2 separate regions of the Homo sapiens genome follow, and region 2 is linked to region 1. The links are chromatin loops, found by intact Hi-C in ENCODE. Cell type or tissue: endothelial cell of umbilical vein. All regions are shown on one strand. Links, peaks and the distances in the headings refer to the core of each region. The heading gives the core; the rest is flanking DNA.

What was found. Hi-C counts contacts between places; a loop is a spot of excess contacts. Peaks named below come from ENCODE experiments on the same cell type or tissue, not always from the same donor. Only the 100,000 strongest peaks of a DNase experiment are listed, where the experiment ranks them.
Region 2: it touches region 1 in a loop (12-fold over the local background); 6 of 110 quality-filtered maps call a loop at or near these places.

Annotation. Positions count from the first base shown.
Region 1 is chr4:18,561,785-18,573,134 of GRCh38, forward strand. The region is part of intron 1 of LOC105374510 (a long non-coding RNA gene); the gene reads left to right. Among named protein-coding and RNA genes, the nearest start is that of LCORL, 550 kb to the left of the region's middle. In endothelial cell of umbilical vein, for the core only: no CTCF peak of the experiment used is centred there; DNase peaks (open chromatin) are centred at 5,847 and 6,957; H3K27ac peaks cover 595 bases.
Region 2 is chr4:17,812,609-17,823,534 of GRCh38, forward strand. NCAPG (non-SMC condensin I complex subunit G) reads left to right here. Exons shown (of 21, transcript NM_022346.5): 3 at 309-537; 4 at 2,245-2,390; 5 at 2,666-2,750; 6 at 4,653-4,845; 7 at 5,331-5,480; 8 at 10,375-10,515. Among named protein-coding and RNA genes, the nearest start is that of NCAPG, 7.1 kb to the left of the region's middle. In endothelial cell of umbilical vein, for the core only: a CTCF peak has its summit at 4,583; a DNase peak (open chromatin) is centred at 4,633; H3K27ac peaks cover 184 bases.

The DNA.
Region 1 (11,350 bases), core at 3,830-8,829:
AGAAGGCCATTACATAATGGTAAAGGGATCAACGCAACAAGAAGAGCTAACTATCCTAAATATATATGCAACCAATACAGGAGCACCCAGATTCATACAGCAAGTCCTTAGAGACCTACAAAGAGACTTAGAATCCCATACAATAATAGTGGGAGACTTAACACCCCACTGTCAGTGTCAGTATTTGACAGGTCAACGAGACAGAAAATTAACAGATATTCAGGACTTGAACTGAGCTCTGGACCAAGTAGACCTAATAGACATCTACAGAACTCTCCACCCTAAATCAACAGAATATACATTCTTCTCAGCAACACATCACAATTATTCTAAAATTGACCACCTTATTGGAAGTAAAACACTCCTCAGCAAATGCAAAAGAATGGAAATCATAATAAACAGTCTCCCAGGCCACAGTGCTATTGCATTAGAACTCAGGATTAAGAAACTCACTCAAAACTGCACAACAACATGGAAACTGAACAACCTGCTCCTGAATGACTACTGGGTAAATAATGAAATTAAGACAGAAATAAAGAAGTTCTTTGAAACCAATGAGAACAAAGAGACAATGTACCAGAATCTCTGGGACACAGCTAAAGCAGTGTTTAAGAGGGAAATTTGTAGCACTAAGTGCCCACAGGAGAAAGTGAGAAAGATCTAAATTCAACACCCTAACATCACAATGAAAAGAACTAGAGAAGCAAGGGCAAATAAATTCAAAAGCTGGCAGAAGACAAGAAAAAACTAAGATCAGAGCAGAACTGAAGGAGATAGAGACACGGAAAGCCCTTCGAAAAAATCAGTGAATACAGGAGCTAGCTTTTGTTTTTTTAAAGAATAACAAAATAGATACACTGCAAGTGAGACTAATAAAGAAGAAAAGAGAAGAATCAAATACACACAATAAAAAATGATAAAGGGGATATCACCACTGATCCCACAGAAATACAGACTACCATCAGAGAATACTAAAAACACCTCTATGCAAATAAACTAGAAAATCTAGAATAAATGGATAAATTCTCGGACAAATACACCCTCCCAGGAGTAAGCTAGGAAGAAGCCGAATCCCCGAATAGACCAATAACAACTTCTGAAATTGAGGCAGTAATTAATAGCCTACCAACCAAAAAAAGCCCAGGACCACACAGATTCACAGCCGAATTATACCAGAGGTATAATTCCTTCTGAAACTTCTGAAACTATTCCTTCTGAAACTATTCCAAACAATAGAAAAGGAGGGACTCCTCCCTAAGTCATTTTATGAGGCCAGCATCTTCCTGATACCAAAACCTGGGAGAGACACAACAAAAAAAGAAAATTTCAGGCCAATAGCCCTGATGAACATAGATGCGAAAATCCTCAATAAGATACTGCCAAACCAAATCCAGCAGCACATCAAAAAACTTATCCACCGTGACCAAGTCAGCTTCATCCCTGGGATGCAAGTCTGGCTCAACATATGCAAATCAATAAACGCAATCCATCACATAAACAAAACCAATGACAAAAACCACATGATTATCTCAATAGATGCAGAAAAGGCCTTCTATAAAATTCAACACCCTTCATGCTACAAACTCTCAATAAGCTAGGTATTGATGGAACATATCTCAAAATAATAAGAGCTATTTATGACAAACCCACAGCCAATATCATATTGAATGGGCAAAAGTTGGAACCATTCCCTTTGAAAACTGGCAGAAGACAAGGATGCTGTCTCTCACTACTCCTGTTCAACATAGTATTGGAAATTCAGGCCAGGGCAAACAAGCAAGAGAAAGAAATAAAGTGTATTCAAATAGGAAGTCAAATTATTTCTGTTTGCAGATGACATGATTGTACGTTTAGAAAACCCCATCATGTCAGCCCAAAATCTCCTTATGCTGATAAGCAACTTCAGCAAAGCCTCAGGATACAAAATCAATGTGCAAAAATCACAAATATTCCTATACACCAATAACAGACAAATCATGAGTGAACTCCCATTCACAATTTCAAAAGAGAATACCTAGGAATGCAACTTAGAATGGTTGTGAAGGACCTCTTCAAGTAGAACTACAAAGCACTGCTCATGTAAGCAGGAGAGGACACAAACAAATGGAAAAACATTCCATGTTCATGGATAGCAAGGATCAATATCTTGAAAATGCCCATACTGTCTAAAGTAATTTATAGATTCAATGCTATACCCATCAAGCTACCATTGACTTTCTTCACAGAATTAGAAAAAACTACTTTAAATTTCATATGGAACCAAAAAAGAGCCCGTATAGCCAAGACAATCCTAAGCAAAAAGCACAAAGCTGGAGGAATCATGCTACCTGATTTCAAACTATACTACAAGGCTACAGAAACCAAAATAGCATGGCACTGGTAAAAAAACAAAAAAAAACGAAAACAAAAAAACAAAACACAGATGTATAGAGCGATGGAACAGAACAGAGACCTCAGAAATAACTCCACACATCTACAACCATCTGATCTTTGACAAACCTGACAAAAACAAGCAATGGGGAAAGGATGCCCTATTTAATAAATGGTGTTAGGAAAACTGGCTAGCCATAGGCAGAAAACTGAAACTGGACCCCTTCCTTACACCTTATACAAAAAATTAACTCAAGATTGATTAAAGACTTGAACTAAGACCTAAAACTATAAAAACCCTAGAAGAAAACCTAGGCAATACCATTCAGGACACAGGCATGGGCAAAGACTTCATGACTAAAACACCAAAAACAATGGCAACAAAAGCCAAAATTGACAAATGGGATCTAATTAAACTAAAGAGCTTCTGCACAGCAAAAGAAACTATCATCAGAGTGAACAGGCAGACTACAGAATGGGAGAAAAATTTTGAAATCTATCCATCTGACAAAGGGCTAATATCCAGAATCTACAAGGAACTTAAACAAATTTACAAGAATAAAAACAAACAACCCCATCAAAAAGTGGGCAAAAGATATGAACAGATACTTCTGAAAAGAAGACATTTATGTAGCCAACAAACATATGAAAAAAAGGTTGTCATCACTGGTGATTAGAGAAATGCAAATCAAAACCACAATGAGATACCATCTCAAGCACGTTAGAATGGTGATCATTAAAAAGTCAGGAAAGAATAGATGCTAGAGAAAATGTGGAGAAATACGAATGCTTTTACGCTGTTGGTAGGAGTGTAAATTAGTTCAACCGTTGTGGAAGACAGTGTGGTGATTCCTGAAGGATCTAGAACAAGAAATAGCATTTGACCCTGCAATCCCATAACTGGGCATATGTCCAAAGGATTATAAATCATTCTACTATAAAGACATATGCACAACCCAAATGTCTATCAGTGATAGACTAGATAAAGAAAATGTGGCACATATACACCATGAAATACTATGCAGCCATTAAAAAGGATGAGTTCGTGTCCTTTGCAGGGACATGTATGAAGCTGGAAACCATCATTCTCAGCAAACTAACACAGGAACAGAAAATCAAACACCTCGTGTTTTCACTCATAAGTGGGAGTTGAACAATGAGAACACATGGACACAGGGAGGGGAACATTGCACACCAGGGCCTGTTGGTAGGTTGGGGGCTAGGGGAAGGATAGCATTAGGAGAAATACTTAATGTAGATGATGGGGTGATGGGTGCAGCAAACCACCATGGCACATGTATACCTATGTAACAAACCTGCACATTCTGCACATGTATCCCAGAACTTAATGTATAATTTAAAAAAAAGACAAAATGACAAGTTATATGTGGACAAGAATATTTTAAAACCACTTACATATTCTGCAAAGGACTCATATCTAGAATAAAGAACTTTAAAAAAAAGTTAAAAATAATTCTTAGCATTAAATCATTAAAAAAAATAGACAACAATCTTCTAAGTCAACTTGTGCTTCTTAATTACTTCTGACTTTATGAGAGCCTTATCATTGACCCTATACTTTCCTGACTTTATTGAAGTCCAATCTTATATCTCAGCTCAAGAGGAATCAAGGAAAATTCCTCCTCCAGTCTGATTTGGCAAAGTTTCACTAAATGCATTTTCTGTTTTGTCAAAGGATCATTATCAATAAGCTATAAAGAAGTTCCTAGAAGAAAAATGGTTATTAATTTAATGTACTCTTAGTCACTTAGATGATGGGAATGTTTAGATGCAGATTCAATTATCAGATCTCTCACATTTTCAACAGTATTGGAATCAAGAAGAATGGCCCATTAATTACCTATATTGTCAGGGGAGTCACTTGGGAGACTTTGGAACAAAAGGAGTATTCATTAGTGGAAAAGAAAACGGATGGAGCTTGAGTACATCAGTTCCCTCTTTCATGCCAACTTTGAAAATGGCCTAGCTTCAGCTCATATCCATGCATTCCTATAATTGCAGAGGATTCAATAATGTGTTTGGAACACCAGGATGTGGCTTGGATTATTATGCACCAATTCAGTGTCTGTCTGCTTCAGGGCAACCGTTCTTGTGCTAGGAAAGATTGTCCAACCTGAAATTACTTTCTGATCCAATTTCTTTATAATTGGACCCAAACCCAAAGTCAATAGGGAGACAGAAAAAGTTGCGTCTTTTTGGCCTCTGCTACAGAGCTGTCACCCTTGGGTATACAGAGGCTTCTATGCAGCCATGGGTGCTTGCCTTGGCTTATGGTAAGTTTCCCATATTGATTAAGGATAATCCTTCCAATGTATGGTTGTCTCTGGAATGGTTTCTGGAATACTGTGAGGTTCCTGAATTCGTAGAGCTCATACCCTGAGCTTTGATTCATGAAAATTATTTAACGAGATCAAGATTTCTTATTCAACCAATCCTGCACTCATTTATGAATTTTTTTATTGAGCATTTCCAGTAAGTCAGGCACTGGGGCACAGCAAGTGCTCAGATATGCCACTAATTTCAGAACACTTAAAATATAGGAGGCAGATGCATGTCCATAACACTAGTGCAAAAACCTCAGTTTTCTTTGATACTGGCTAGTTGTGTTACTTAGTTTACAGATGACACAATTGAGGAACAGGCAACACAGCTAGCCAAGTACCAGGAAGTACTAAGATTTAAAATATGGTGACCTGATTTAAGAATGCAGGACCTTACCATGTCACAAACCTATTCTAGTTATTATATTCACAGAACTATATTGCAGAATAAATAAAATACCCATGTAAAGTCACATAGCACTTGCCATAAAAATGTTCACTAAATGTTATCTGACATGATTGTTATTTTCATTATTATTGTCCTATTGTTGTGGCTTCTCCACTCTCATACTTTGGTAAGCAGGAGGGAGCGTTACAGCTCCTTTACTCCTGCTGCCCGCAGCTCAGCAAGCAGAAGTGTTACAGCTCTTTCACTCCAGCAGTTTGGCGAGTTCCGGGTTCTTGTCCTATGACCAAGAGTACTAAGGTATGTGGACACTGGAGAGGGGGTAAGACAGAGTAGAATTTATGGAGCCAAAGAAAAGCCCTTGACAGTGAGAAGGGACCCAAAAGTGGATAGCCATCTATGAGGCTGAGTCTGGGATTTTTATGGGCTTAGAATGGAGAATTTATGGGTAGGCTTGGAAAAGGCATCATTTGATTGGTTAAAAGGCATCATTCAGAAAGAACCAATCAAACGAGAGCGGACAAAACAGGGATGAAAGTTCTCACTGTAGTTCGTGGATTCTATCTGTAACTGGTAGCTCTGTTTTCAAGCTTTAGACTATCCTTGGCCTGAAGGTCAACTTTCACTAGGGATCCATCCCTATCTGCCTAGGAATCTGTCTGTCTGCCGTTGTTATCACTATTACCCCACTTAGTCACTGTTGGAAAAATGTAGTAGATAAACATGCTCTGTGCCTTACTGGCTGCAATCCAATCCTGACTTGGACACTGAAAGTGTGTGTGACCTTTAGTAGTATACTTAACTCCTTCATACCTCAGTTTTGTGTAAAATAAAAATTATACTGGTAGCTCTCAGTAGACAGTGGCAAGGGAGTAACGACATTTTCTATCTTGCTCTTTGCCATAACCTCAGCTCATAGACTACCTGCACAGAGCAGGAACTCAGTAAATATGTATTGAATGAGTAAATAAATATCTGCTAGAATTATCCTAACGACTAAATGAGTTAACAAATATATAAAAGAGTTATGAATATATAAAGTGTTTGGGAAAATTCCTGGTATAATTAGGTCTATTCATGTTATTTTGGCTTTATTTCCATTTTATCATTAGTGTTGTTATTATTATCAAATGCCAATTCCCCCATGAAGCCTTCACTGATTACCTTAGCAGGACATGGTCTCTTTTTCCTCTGGACATGCAAAGGTATTTGACAGCTTCTTTCTTGAGCTGTACTTTTTTCACATTGTTTATCTTCTCCTAAAAATTTTGTGAGAACAGGCATTGCCATTCATCTTTTGGCAATGATGAAAAGTTAGCAGGCTGCTACTCTGCCAACTCAGTTTTCAAGTTTTGCTTAATTGTATTCCTATGCTTTTGTACTAGTATTTTTGTTGTTATCGTTGTTTGCTTTCTTAAGTCAGCCATACAAAATCAGTAGAAAGAAAAATATCAAGTCAGATCTATGGTGTCATGGGGTTTTCAGGGAAGACATTAAACACTGGCCCCAAACATTCTCCCTTCTTCTCAGACACTGCTTTCCTCCTTCAGGTAACCACTTAGTGGTGTCTGATGAAGGAATAGGGGATGGATGGAAAATAGAATATGTTGACTTTCCTTGACTGTAATGACACAGCATGGATGTTGTAGTCTTTCCTGAAAGCAGAGACTGGATAAAGGGAGGATGAAAAAGTGGCTTCTTAAGTAACAGCTTTCTGTAAATAGAGTTTTAGAGCCACATACAGAATTTTCAGATGGTAGAGGATGCAAAAAGACTCAAGACAGGTAAAGTCTCTGTGAGAGTTGTTCACATATGGGAGAGAGCTCATTGCCTTAGGATCAGATTGGGGTAAGGCATTCAGAACGTACTTTTTAGTACATGCCACTTGAAAATGAATATCTTAGTAAGCAATTCCTAGAGGAATGGTTCCACCAAGTGGTAGGTTGTTGTGGTGGAAAATGAAATAAAGCCTGTGTTTTGAAACCAAGCAGACTGCAGTTCTAAACCACGCTCTGCTGAATCACCTTGGAAAGGTTACCTGTACTTTCTAAGACTGCATCATCTTTTGTAGGAAGAAAATTGTGGATGTGGTTGTAGACGTTATTAGTTTGCCATGTTCTTTTGAGCACAGAAGACCAGAATTCTCAGCCCCTTTAGAGTTTGTCCAGGCCATTTTAATGATTTCAGACAAAGGGCTATGAGCAGAAGTGACACAGATCGTTTCCAGCCTAAGGCAGTAAAAAGTCATTGCCAAATTCTTCAATCTCTCTTCCCTATTGGCAGCCTGAAGGAGGGCTTGTTTGGAGACGGCGAAGTCACAAGATGAAAGTATCCTGAGCACTAAATACTGCATGGAGGATAGTTGCCTCTGAAAGTTACCTGATTATAACAAATACAGTTAAACCACATGGTTTAGTGTATGGCATATTGTAGGCACTAAGAGTTAGCTCTCCTCCTTTGGGAGTTTCAGGCACAGAGAGTAATGATAGTGAGATGGTTTGGAGTAAAAGAAACGTAGCATTTGAGTCCCTTTGAGTGCATGTAGGTGTCTAGTTATGCCATCTGTATGAAAAGCCACCCATATCTGGCACTGTTTGTTTTATTCGGCATCATGACTCCTATCTGCCTGAAAGTATGTGATAAAAAATGGTACTCAGTAAAGCTTTGCTGAATAAAAGCGGGATGAGAATCTGAAGTTAATTACAGAGTACTCCAAATAAAATGCTGGTATTAGGTGGGATTAGTTAGTTGAAATCACCAGACTAGCTAATGATAATAATTCCTTATATTTGCATAGTGCTTTAAAGCTAGTGGCTTGATTTCAGAGATGTCATTTACATTCTCTTATTTAATGAGAGATATTACACTGACTATGATCTATCAAAGCCTTTACTCTTCTGAAACAGGACAGGTTGGACTTCACTTTCAAAGTATCATTATTTAACATAGAATTGTGCATTGGCAGGAAATGAGGCAATAGTGAACACAGAGCTTCTCTTCTCAGTTTTATAGTGTGTGCACTGCTTGCTGATGGTAGTCTCTGTGAGTCAACCCATGTGCTCTGACTTGGGGATGCATTCTCCAAGGACAGGTGCTTTTTATCTTGACATAGGCATATCTGGGCTGCATCTGATTGTTAAGAGGAGAATACTTTTTCTAATTTGTTTGCCCCAAATGGGTTAGTGTCAGCTTTGGGTTCACATATATAGAAGCATTGTTGTGGTAGCCAGACTTCTAACATGGCTGCAGATGATGCCCACTTCCTTCCCAACATGCTTTTGTATAATCCCTTCCCCTTGAGCATGGGCTGGACCTAGAAACGTAAAGAATGTATTGCTTTAAATGTATAGAGTATGCCAAAAGTGATGGGCTATAACTTCCTTGATTCATTGTGAAAGACTGTGGCTTCCATCTTGCTGTCATGCTCCCTTTCATTGTAACTACCTCTCTTGACCCCTTACTTGCTCACTCTGGGGAAGCCAGCTTCCCTATGGACAGTCGAAAATGACAAGGAACTGAAAATTGCCTTTGGACAACAGTCAGCGGGAAGTTGAGTCCCTTAGTTCAATAGCTCCTGAGAACAAAATTCTAACAATAACTACTGAGGGACCTTGGAAGCATATATTCCTTCAGTTGAACTTTGAGTTGACTGGGTCCTTTATTGACACAACATTGCAAACTTTTGAAAGACTCTAAGCCAGATGACCCTGCTGAGCCATTCTTGGAATCTCTGACATATAGGAACTACGAAATTTGTGTTTTAGGCTGTAAATGTTTTGTGAGTAATGTGTTTTGCAGCAAAGGACAAGTGATTCACATTGTAAAATGCCTTTGACTCCTCACCTATCCCTTCTTCTTCAAATTTTACTTAGGTTGCATGCTCACCACTATTTTTTTCAGCCAAACGTCCAGATTTTAGGGTACTCCAACCAGCAGTGGGTGTTACATACACCCCTTTGTCAATAACAAGGGAGGACAACATGACTTAGAGAACTAAGATAATTACATAGAATTGGAGAAAAATATTTCCCAAAGCGACAGGCAGGCAGACAGATAGTTAACGGATGACCAGTACAAAAGGTGAGATGGGCAAGTGGCATACTCCTGGAGTTTCATACAAAGATTGTCACGCTTGAGTTGCGCACTGCCCACAGAATCCCCAAGCAACTATTTAGAAGACCCATTGATACAGGGTCTCCTCTTAGGGCTGAGAGAATTCAGATGCCTCTCTGTTCAAAGCAAGCAAATGATAATACAAAATCCATCATCAATCCAAGGGCAAATGTAGATTCTGGGTCCAACTGAGAATCTGCAGGAAGCATACATGGATATGTATATGTTTTGATGATTAAATACCTTAAACAGCAGCTTGGAGATTGAGATACTAATCAGAGCCTCCCTTTGCAAACTAGCATTGAGAAGCACAGTCAGTTCTTCTATGCTTCCTGACAAGTCCTTTAGTGCCACTATTGTCAGACAGACCTTGGCCTCCATACAATGACTCATTGCAACAATCTCTGTATCAAAGTCAACATTTTTACACTATCAGATACCAAATGACTTTACTGTAAGGACCACACACATAGAAACTAGACTGATTAAAATCTAGACTCCAATCCGTATAGACCTGGTCAGATGGCAGTCCTTGGTGGTATTTGTGTGAGCTCAGCTAGGAAATGGTTCAAGCCAGTAAAAACATTGAATTAAACTGAATTGAACACTCAATTGATTAAGAGCTTACCACATGGAGAGAAAAGACCACAGGATTCAGGTCAGCAGTTCTGGCTTTACGAGCACTGTGTAATTAAATGGTTGCAGGTGGGCAGTACAATCTGATGTGGTTGGCCAGTCACTCAGTAAAATGATACTTGCAGCACTTAAAAAAATCAGTCCTGAAGAAAAACAGTGTGATTTTTTTTTACAACAATAAAGAGGAGATTAATGATTTCTAGAGATGATTTTGTGCAATAGCATTCTTAGAAAATAAATATACATAGTATTTAGAAACAGAAATCCTAGGAACAAAATATCTTAGTCAAATTTGGCTCAATTTCTTCTTAATGGTGTGGCATTTGACAAGTTAATCTAAAGTATGTGACTCAGTTTCCTCATTTGTCAAATAAAGATATCTATTAACAATACCTACACTCATCAGTTTGCAGTAACAGCACCAAGGATATGTATGGAGAAGCAGATTAGTTAAGTGGTTGTGCACATGGACTCTGGAGGTAGACTGCCAGGGTCTCAAGTGCAATGCTACTACTTCCTAGATGTTTGCTAGCAAGTCAACCTTGGAACATTGTTAAATCTGTCTGTGCCTCAGTTTCTCACCTGTAAAACAGGGTGATACTAATGGAATAATAATAATAATAATAAATAAGGAAAGGAGGTTATGAGAATTGACTCATTTAAAAAAAATACTGATCGAATGAGCTTCTGTTATAATCCAGCCACCACTGTAGGTGTTATCAGTAAACCAAAAATTTTAAAAATTTCTGCCTTGGTCCTTATTTTCTGGTAGAGTAAAACAGAAATAAAGAAATAGAGAAAACAGAAGGGAAGAACATGCCATTGAGGAGTTCAAACCAGGGAGGAGAATAGGGGTGGTTGGGGTTGGTAATGCCAAACAAGGGAGGGGGATTGGGAGTTCCAGAAAGAGGGATAGGTACGTTGCAGCAGCAGAAGATAGGGTGTTTAGAGTTGGCCTCATTAACATGGCAATCTGTGAGCAAAGAGCTGAAAAAAAATGAGGGGGCCATTCATGCAGATATCAGGGAGAAGCCTCCCAGGCAGAAGGTCCATAGTCTAAAGCCTGAGCTGAAAGCATGCCTAGAATATCTGAGGAAAAGCAATAATTCAGCATGGCTGGAGCAGAGTAGAAGCTGGGAAGAGAAGTACAAGGTGGAATAAGAGGGATAATAAGGGTTTCTGATACTGCAGGGCTTTGTAAACAACTGCTGGAAACTGGCATCTAATCTGAGTAAGGTGGGCTAACTTGCAGAATTTTTTTTTTTTTTTTTGAGACAGAGTCTCGCTCTGTCGCCCAGGCTGGAGTGCAGTGGCCCGATCTTGGCTCACTGCAAGTTCTGCCTCCCGGGTTTACGCCATTCTCCTGCCTCAGCCTCCCAAGTAGCTGGGACTACAGGTGCCCACCAACACACCCGGCTAATTTTTTAGTATTTTTAGTAGAGACGGGGTTTCACCATGTTAGCCAGGATGGTCTTGATCTCCT
Region 2 (10,926 bases), core at 2,151-7,150, 750 kb before region 1:
ATTAAATTTTTAATGACCTCTTTAAACCAGTTCTCCTTTGTTTATTTTAAATGAGTTCTGTATTTTAGAAGCCTCTACAAAGAGGACTATGTAACTTAGCAAAGACTTCTTTCAGACTGTTCATTTTGAGACTGTATAAAATATATATATTTGCTATACATATGGACCAAGGTAGCATTATAGGTTCTCTTCAGGAAATGAATTGTTGTTGTAACTTCTTGCATTCCGAATGTATAGAGTTCAGATAATATTGATTATTTGGGAGTGGTATGTGACTATGAATAAATTTTGATTTGTTTCTGTTTTAGTCTCATGAAGCAAACAGCAATGCAGTGAGATTTAGAGTGTGCCTGCTCATAAACAAGCTTTTGGGAAGTATGCCAGAAAATGCTCAGATTGATGATGATGTGTTTGATAAAATTAATAAAGCCATGCTTATTAGATTGAAAGATAAGATTCCAAATGTGAGAATACAGGCAGTTCTGGCGCTTTCACGACTTCAGGATCCCAAGGATGATGAATGCCCAGTGGTTAATGGTGTGTGTAGTTTCCTAAATCTTTTTTCAGATTTGTTGATTTTGTTAAATTCTCAGTATTTGAAATTTTTTATTATGGTCTATACATTTGAAGAGTATAGGTAATTAATATATGATTCCGATTAAACAAAAAAAACCTAAGTAGCAACCACCCAGCTTAAAAAAAAAAGTCAGTACTTGCATCCTATCCCAGTTGCATCCCTGTCCCTCAGAAGTAACTATTAAATCCTCAGTTTGGGGTTAATTAGTCTCTTGCTTAAATTAAAAAAAATTTTTTTGCATAAATCACATATGTCTATCTTAATGTTTTCCTGTCATTTTGTGTAAATCATGCTGTATGTATATATTTAGCAGCCAATTATATTTCTATATAATACCTGTTACTGTGTTTTGCCCATTTTTTCATTGGGTTTTTAATTTAAAATACTATTTTAAAAAATTCATTTGCATTCTTTATATATTTTGAAAAGAAATCCTTGGGTTATATGAATTGTAGATCTCTTCCTGTTTTAGGTGGCTCATTGGGGTATCATTGTTTCACTCCCTTTGGGGTATCTTTTTTTTGAACAGAAATTCTTATGTCAAAAATATAAATCTCTGCCATTATGATTCGTATTTTTTAATCTCTTTTTTAAGGAACTTTTTCTTACCTATGGGGTCATAAAGGTAGTTGTATTTCATTTTTCCATATATGCCTAGGTATGTTTTAGGCACTCTTCTGTCCTTTTTGTCCCTATTACCAGTTTTATAATCACTGGTATATTTATCACTATAGTAGTTGGTATTTTTTTTGGTGTTAAAAGATACCCATAATAATATTGTGTAAAACATAGGTATTTGATAGTCAACCTGTACTTAATAATTGAGGTAGGAAAGATGTGAGAAGTACAGATAAATATATTTAAATATAAGAAATGGGTTTGTTTCAATGAATAAAACCAAAAAATATTTCCTTTTAGGTCTCATTAAAAACCAAAATAATGGGCCCTTATAAAGCCATATCAGTTTAAAATAAACTGTCTGCTATAGTAAGCTTTCTCTTAAATATTGAGGAGTAGCACAGACATAATCTTAATGATGAATTTTCTGTGACTTTTAGGGCTATTTGTTTTCACTTTTGGCCTAAGAGCCAGTCCGTTGACTAATTCCCCCTTGTGTCTTTAGAAGGGAAGTTGGTGGCCTGCGCAGCAGTGACTCAGGCCTGTAATCTCAGCACTTTGGCTCCAACCTGGGCAACATAGTGAGACCTTGTCTCCAAAAAAAAGAAAAAGAAGGAAGTTGGTGGGAAAAAAACTTCAACTAAAATATGTGAGACTAAAAAAATGACATTACTTTCTATTACAGATGGGTTCTCACTCGGGCTGGATTGCAGAGGTGTGGCCTCAAACTCCTGGGCTTAAGTGATCCTTCCACCTCAGCCTCCTAAGTAACTGGAAGCGCCACTACCATGCCTAGCTAATTTTTTATTTTAAAATTATTTTGTAGAGACAGGGGTCTTTCTATATTGCTCAGGCTGGTCTTGAACTCTTGGCTTCAAGCTCTCCACCTACCTTGGCCTCCCAAAGTGCTGGTTATAGGCAGTAGCCATCATGCCCAGCCTATCTTTATCACATTAAAGGCATTTTAAAATATCAAAATGTGTGTTATTTTATGACTGTAGTTAAATAAATAATTTCATCAGTACTAAAATGTATTGCTTTATTTTTAGCATATGCTACTTTGATTGAAAATGATTCAAATCCAGAAGTTAGACGGGCAGTGTTATCATGTATTGCACCATCAGCAAAGACTTTGCCAAAAATTGTAGGGCGCACCAAGGATGTGAAAGAGGCTGTCAGAAAGCTGGCTTATCAGGTAAATAAGTTCAATGTCTTGTGTTGGCATATTCTTAAAGGACAAGGAGCCATTTTCTTAAAGTGCCTTTGAAAAATACTTGGCATGTAATAATTTCTTCAGTTGAGGTTTTATGGAGAACACAGGTAATTTAGGTAGAATCTTACTGTATTAAGTATGTTACCAGGTATTAATTTCTTTTGGAGATTCTGGGTAATTTTCTAAGATGGTGATATTCTTATGAAATCTATAAATTGTGTTGAGGTTAATGACCATCTTTATAAATTATTTTTAAGGTTTTAGCTGAAAAGGTTCATATGAGAGCTATGTCCATTGCTCAGAGAGTAATGCTCCTTCAACAAGGTCTTAATGACAGATCAGGTAAGATAAACAACTTTATATATACAAAACTTTAGTAGATTTTGAGGTCAGACTTAACAAGGTTTAAGAAACGAGTGTCAAATCAGGTCAAGTAAGCCTGCCAGTCCCATGAACCTGGTGAAATTTATCTTGATGTATTATATAGAAAACACAGGGCTAAAGATTTTGATATATATATATTTTTGAGACAGAGTCTCACTCTATCACCCAGACTGGAGTGCTGTGGTGCAATCTTGGCTCACTGCAACCTCTGCCTTCTAGTTTCAAGCGATTCTCCTGCCTCAGCCTCCTGAGCAGCTGGGATTACAGGTGAACATCACCATGTCTGGTTAATTTTTATATTTTTATAGAGACGGGGTTTCACCATGTTGGCCAGACTGGTCTCGAACTCCTGACCTCAAGTGATGCACCTACTTCAGCCTCCCAAAGTGTTGGGATTACAGGTGTGAGCCACCGCGTCTGGCCAAGATCTTGGTATTTTGAAGGAGCAGAGCTTATTTCTTTCACCCTTTCTGTATTTTACAGATGGAGAAACAATACTTAAGTCTGTAGAGCTAATTCATGTCAGAAGTAGGAAAAGATCTATTTGCCCTCTCTCTCTGACTTAAAAAAAAAATGCTGTTCCTTATGTGTATACTTTGGTATGAATGTGTTCTGTGTATCAGAAACAACAAATAGGAATGGTCAGACCAGTATAATTTTCTTATTTTTTTTTTTTTCTGTTAGAGTAGAGTTCCCCAACATTTTTGACACCAAGGATCGATTTCATGGAAGACAGTTTTTCCACAGAGGGCGGGCTGGATGGTTTCCAGATGAAACTGTTCCACCTCAGATCATCAGGCATTACTTAGATTCTCATAAGGAGCGTGCAACCTGGATACCTCATGTGCGCAGTTCACAATAGAGTTCCTGCGCCTGAGAGAATCTAATGCATCTGCTGATCTGACAGTAGGAAGAGCTCAGGTGGTAATGCTCGTTAGACCACGGCTTACCTCCTCCTGTGCGGCCCGGTTCCTAACAGGCCACAGACTGGTACTAGTCCGTGGCCCAGGGGTTGGGGAGCCTGAGAGAATCTGCTTATAGGAATGATATTTTTTGAAGTTTTTAACTCTCATGAGAAGGCCAAGATGGCTCTATTGCGCTGTAGTGAGAAAACCGACTTGCGTTTGAAAACATTGTCAGAGGACTAATTAGTAGGATGACCTTAAAAGCTAAGACTAAGGTTTGTTCAGTGACGTGTGCTTGTATAGTTCACTACTGCAAATAGCAATCGTGTAATAGATAAAATCAGATAACAAGTGAGATAATAGCTATTACATATTCTGGGCTAACACCTGAAGCCCATTGAACCCAGGGGAGAAGGAATGTAAAGATATTTTTGTAGGCTGTGGTATTTGGTGCTGAACCTTTTCCATTTTTATTTGTAAGTGACCATTACAGTGACTTTTGCAGTATCATGGTACTTCTTTTTTTTTACCTTTAATATGCTTAGTTGGCTGGGCGCTATGGCTCACACCTGTAATCTCAGCACTTTTGGAGGCCGAGGCAGGCGGATCACGAGGTCAAGAGATTGAGACCATCCTGGCCAACATGGTGAAACAAAAATTAGCTGGGCGTGGTGGCGCATGCCTGTAGTCCCAGCTACTCGGGAGGCTGAGGCAGGAGAATCGCTTGAATCTGGTAGGTGGAGGTTGCAGTGAACCAAGATCGTGCCACTGCACTCCAGCCTGGTGACAGAGCGAGACTCTGTCTCAAAAAATATATATATACATGCTTAGTTGTGCCTCTTAACCTCTACTATTTCTATTGTAAATACTGACTTTGTTAATTAAAACAGACAAAATACAAGAGATGGAAGCTAGAGGGAGCCTTTGTTCACCTATGTTTCAAATGACTCAATAGATGCTGTGAAACAAGCTATGCAGAAGCATCTTCTTCAAGGCTGGTTACGGTTCTCTGAAGGAAATATCTTAGAGTTGCTCCATCGGTTGGATGTAGAAAATTCTTCTGAAGTGGCAGTCTCTGTTCTCAATGCCTTGTTTTCAATAACTCCTCTCAGTGAACTGGTGGGACTCTGTAAAAACAATGATGGCAGGTACATAAAGGATTCATTCTTTGAAATGTAGTACTGATTAACTTGTGCAATTAATTTGTTTTTTTTCCTCCCCATAGCTTAAGATTATATTAATACCTTTAATCTTAACTCTCTTTTGTTTTCTTTTAGTCTGATGAATATCCTTTTATCCTTCCTTTTTCCCCTCCTGGTGTAAGAACTCATAACTTTATCATAGACTATCTACTTTAGCTATGCTTTTCCCCCCTTCAGTTTCTTACTTTGATTTTTGAATTAGCCTACCATGAGAAAATCCAGCAACATGCACCCCTAGTATATGTTTGCTTATTTGGTTCTTTTTTGTTCTAAGTTTCTTCATTCCTTTTTGTGTGGATACATTAATGACTCTAATTAAAAGGATAGTGTAGTGGTTTTAAAGCAAATCTTATTATTCTCATTTTTGTACTCTTCAATTCTTAATGATAAAAAGATCATGCTTTCTCTCACACTCTTTCTTTTAAATGAAGGAAATTGATTCCAGTGGAAACATTAACTCCTGAAATTGCTTTGTATTGGTGTGCCCTTTGTGAATATTTGAAATCAAAAGGAGATGAAGGTGAAGAATTTTTAGAGCAGATTTTGCCAGAGCCTGTAGTATATGCAGACTATTTATTGAGGTAAATTTTTTTTCTTTTAGTTTGGAGAGTGATTGTGTTGCTGCATGTGTCAATCTCCCAGTCCCCTTCCTCAAAGTCATGTTTGATTGTGAATATGTTAAAAATCCTTTTTTTGTACATGTAGGGATAGTTATATACATCGAGTCTTTTTGAATATCTTGTGCTGGTCTGTATACTGAAAGAGCAAGTCACTATGTTTAGGATCATTTCTTCAAAACTGTTAAGATATGATTATGACCATTTCTGCATAAAGTTGATGATGATGATATATTATTTCTGAAATTGGTTGGCACATTTTCTGTTAAGTGTCAGATAATAAATATCTTAGGGTCCTGTGGGCCATACCGTCTGTCACAATGACTCAACTCTGCCATGGTATTGTAAAAGCAGCCAAAGACAATGTAAGTAACTGTTTTTCAATAAAACTTTTATTGACTTTTATGGCCACTAAATAGTTGAACTTTAATATTCATGTGTTAACAAAATAAGAAATTTTAAAAAATGATCAGTTAAAAATTTAAAATAGTCTTAGCTTGCAAGCTATATAACAGGTAATAGGCTGGATTTGATGCACGGAACATTGTTTTCCAATTCACAGCGTGGATCTTTGTGGCCAGTTTTATTTATTAAAAACTTACTATCTAGCTTCATGTTTTAAAGTTTTTTCAAAATATGCCTTTTTAAAAAACAATTTGGATTACCATAATTATACCTCTTAAGAAATTATTTGGATTACTTTATTTCACTTTAAAATTATACAAGAAAAACATGAATGCATTCTTGTCAAAATTCAAATACAGAGGTATAAGGAATAAAAATGTGGAATTCCCTCTTTTATTTCCTACTTCCTCAATCCCATTGATTAGCAACTAAGTGTATATTCTAGCAACCCTTAGAATTAGCAACTAAACAATATAGGGTGTATATTCAAACCTCTTTCTCTGCATTTATATACATTTTTTGAGTACAGGTTTCTTTAAAAATATAACACTGTGTATATACTTTTTTTTTCAACTGATAACTGAGATCATTATATATTGGTGCATATATAATGTAATAGATACTGTTACAGTCTTAACAGCATATCATTCCGTAGTATGGTGGTAACATTTAATTTATTCCTCTGTTGATGGACATTTAGGATGTTTCCATTTTTCACTGATAAAAGCAAAAGTATGTTAAATTTCCTTTACATTTTTGGGTACCTTTGGGATTTTTGGGGGTTAATTCCAAGAAATAAGTTGCTACACCAAAGGATAATATATGTATATTTTGATAGATATTGGTATGTAGGTTTTTAACTTCAACTTTATGGTTTATTTTTTTTTTTTTGAGACGGAGTCTTGCTCTGTCGCCAGGCTGGAGTGCAATAGTGCAATCTCGGCTCACTGCATCCTCCGCCTCCCGGGTTCAAGCGATTCTCTTGCCTCAGCCTCCTGAGTAGCTGGGACTACAGGCACGCGCCTCCATGCCCAGCTAATTTTTGTATTTTTAGTAGAGATGGGGTTTCACCATGTTGGCCAGGATGGTCTCAATCTCTTGACCTCGTGATCTGCCTGCCTTGGCCTCCCAAAGTGCTGGGATTACAGGCGTGAGCCACAGCGCCCAGCCTGATGTATTTTTTTAAAAAAGCTTCCATATAATATGAATTATGGACCTGAATTATCTGTATGAAGTACAGTTCTCTGCTTTTGTTTAAAATGATCTCACATAAAAGTTAGGCAGCAAAGCTGTGCATGCCTCTAAATTTCCCCTCAAAAATCCTAAATCTAGGATAAGTATCTCAAATGTGAGCCAGTAGGGAAACTATAGCTCAAGCCCATGTTAACATCATGAAGAACCTGTGTGAATCTAATGAGCATTTTAATGTTAATTATTTCAGACTTTGACATTTAAGTAGGGAATTCATTATAATGCTGTTTGGGCCATGTTGAAATGTTTCCAAAAGGAATGAGTTTGTGGCAAAGTTTAATAATATATATAAATATAAAAGATGTTTATAGAAGGTAGTGAAAATATAAGAAAATATGAGGAAATGTTAAATATTTAAATGGCATAAAGGGGGAGGAGTTTTCCTCAAGGACAGCATCAGAAGGTGACTTGTAAAAAGCTTGATTCCTCCCTTCTGAAAGGTCAGGGATTAACATTTCCTTTGTCACTCTCTTAGTTTTGAAATAAGTAACTTTAACCTCTTCGACTTATTTTCTTCACCTTTAAAGAGGAAAATTTTCGGCTGGGTGCGGTGGCTCATGCCTGTAATCCCAGCACTTTAGGAGGCTGAGGCCGGTGGATCACGAGGTCAGGAGATCGAGACCATCCTAGCCAACATAGTGAAACCCCGTCTCTACTAAAAATACAAAAAAATTAGCTGGGCGTGGTGGCAGGCGCCTGTAGTCCTAGCTACTCGGGAGGCTGAGGTAGGAGAATAGCGTGAACCTGGGAGGTGGAGCTTGCAATGAGCCGAGATCGCGCCACTGCACTCCAGCCTGGGCAACAGAGCAAGACTCCGTCTCAAAAAAAACAAAAAAAAGAAAACTTTCAGAAATTTATTTTAGTGATTGTTGAAAGAATACCTAAAAAATAGAATGAGTGTCTTTTTGGAGGAACATGACTAGATGGGATTAGTATACTTGAGTACAGAAACAAAATTAAATTGAAAAATTGTTTCCTGATAATCTCAGGAATATGTTTTCAGGCATACTGTATATTTTAGGCAGTAGATTCAATGACTAAGAACTCTGATGTGAAACAATTTTGGTTAACCAAGGTGCTCACTTAAAGAGCAAACGAGGAAATGAGGATTATCAAATTAGAGTAAGTAAAAGGGACAACAATAAAATTTGTTGAAAGCCATCTTAAATATAAATTCTTAGACTTTAAAATACTTTCTTGAGTGGTCTCTTCATTATAATAAATGTCTTTATAAATGGTTAGGATTTCATGGTAACTAAAATTGGTGGGTCAGTTTTAAGTTGTATTTATGCAGTTGAGGATTTTTAATCTATTAATTAAACAACTGTTTGAATTTACTTAAAAAAAAAAACTCAGTCAAGATGCTGTGCATTTTGCTAAAGCTGGGCTGGAGAAGTGGGGAGAGATACAAAGATGAGTATAAATGAAGGTTTTCTTTTAGCCTGTCAGAAAAGAGTAACTCTACTGATTGGTTGATTTTGATAGTTATCGGTAGTGTAGTTTTCCTTAGTTTCCTACTAGAACCCAAAGGGTGGCTGATGTCTTAAAAGTCCTAATCTTGTGGCCAGAAATTTATGAGCTTTTATTTACTCTTGGTCATCACTTTGTAATACATGAGAGTATACTCATTATACATTATACCACAATTTCTGTAACTTGGTTTTTGTCACCCCCGCCTTTTTTTTTTTTTTTTTTTTTTAAGAGACGTAGTCTTGCTTTGTTGCCCAGGCTGGAGTGCAGTAGCGTGATCTTGGCTTACTGCAGCCTCTGCCTCCCAGGTTCAAGCAATTCTCCTGCCTCAGCCTCCTGAGTAGCTGGGATTATAGGTGCCTGCCACCACATTTGGCTGGTTTTTATATTTTTAGTAGAGATGGGGTTTTACCATGTTGGTTAGGCTCTTCTTGAACTCCTGATGTCAAGTGATCCTCCCGCCTCAACCCCCCGAAGTGGTTGGGATTACAGGTGTGAGCCACTGTGCCCGGCGACATTTTTGACATTTTTTAAATGACATTTTTGATCAGGATTGTTTTTCATGTTACTTCCATCTTAAAGGCACTTCGCTGTCTAAGCTTCAATTCTTAGTTCTGCTTTTAAGTAGCTTTTTTTATTCCACACAAAAAGCAGAGGCTACTGAATATACAGCCTTCTTGGTGAGGATTATAAAGGGCTTTAGTTTGGGTGGTGATGTCTGTAGTAAGAATAAAAAGTTAAAATAAAAGGTAGCTGATGGTGGTGGTGTATACAGAGATTAGTAGGGTTTCTAAGAAAGAATAATAAAAATTTGTGAAATTGTTTCTATTTTTCTGATTTTTTTCAAAAAAGATAATTGTATTCATGGATTACTTGTGTAACTATTGTTACAATTTTTAAAAATAAAAGAATGATAATTAGGCATGATGAAGATTAAATCTTTTTTTTTTTTTTTTTTTTTGAGATGGAGTTTTTCTCTGTCACCCAGGCTAGAGTGCAGTGGTGCGATCTCGGCTCACTGCAACCCCTGCCTCCTGGATTCAAGCAATTCTTCTGCCTCAGCCTCCTGAGTAGCTGGGATTACAGTAGCCACCATGCCTGGCTAATTTTTTTGTACTTTTAGTAGAGACAGGTTTTCACCATCTTGGCCAGGCTGGTCTCGAACTCCTGACCTTGTGGTGCACCTGCCTCGGCCTCCCAAAGTGTTGGGATTACAGGTGTGAGCCACTGTGCCCGGCTGAAGATTAGATCTTTATGACTAATTGGATTTTTGGGTAAGGGATTCAGAACTTGATAGATGCTTCTTGACTTAAAGTGGGGCTATGTCATAAGTCAAATGAGTTTAATTCTCAGATAAACTCATCCTAAAGTTGAAAAATTGTAAGTTGGGCCACCTGTAATTGGGGACCATCTGTAATTGGGAGAATGCTAGTGACATTGAAATAATTAGTTATCAGTTAGACATAAATATGTACCTTTTGAAAATTTCCCATAGAAAATTTGAGTCATTATTGAAAATACATTTTCAAATTCTTTTGATTCATCAATAAGTTTGTTTGCAAAAGTTAATGACAGTGGCATAGAATTGAGTTTGTAGACCAAATTACATGGCATAGATATGTATTTAGACGAATATGACCTGAAAATGGCCCTTTTCTGACCTAATGGTGGGAATCAACTCTTGTTTGATGTTTCTTAAAAGATTCTACTTTATTAATTCTGCTTGTTTTAGTTACATCCAGAGCATTCCAGTTGTTAATGAAGAACACAGAGGTGATTTTTCCTATATTGGAAATTTGATGACAAAAGAATTCATAGGTCAACAATTGATTCTAATTATTAAGTCTTTGGATACCAGTGAAGAAGGAGGAAGGTATGTCTAAATGTTAACACTCATTCTAATTTGCCCTTCTAATTTCTTATATTGAAATATAGTCCTTTTACAATATAACTAAACATATTTACCCTAGCTCTCTAAAGTGGTATAAAAAGTTTTCTTTTCCCTTCTACATATTTCCATATATACACATACATTTATATTTCTAGTTCAATTTCCTCAGAATAAATCAATGAAATTGCAGTTTTTGGTTAAAAGTTTCTGTTTAGATTTATTAAGGCTAGTAGCATTTTCTAAAAGGTTTAATCATTTCTGGTATTTTGTCATTTTATCATGTTGATTTATTAAAAATCATAGGGTGTTTTATAAAAATTTTTTTTTGTGTGGAATAAGAATATTTGACCTAAAGTCTGTACATACAGATTTTTGTACCTATTATAGTGATAA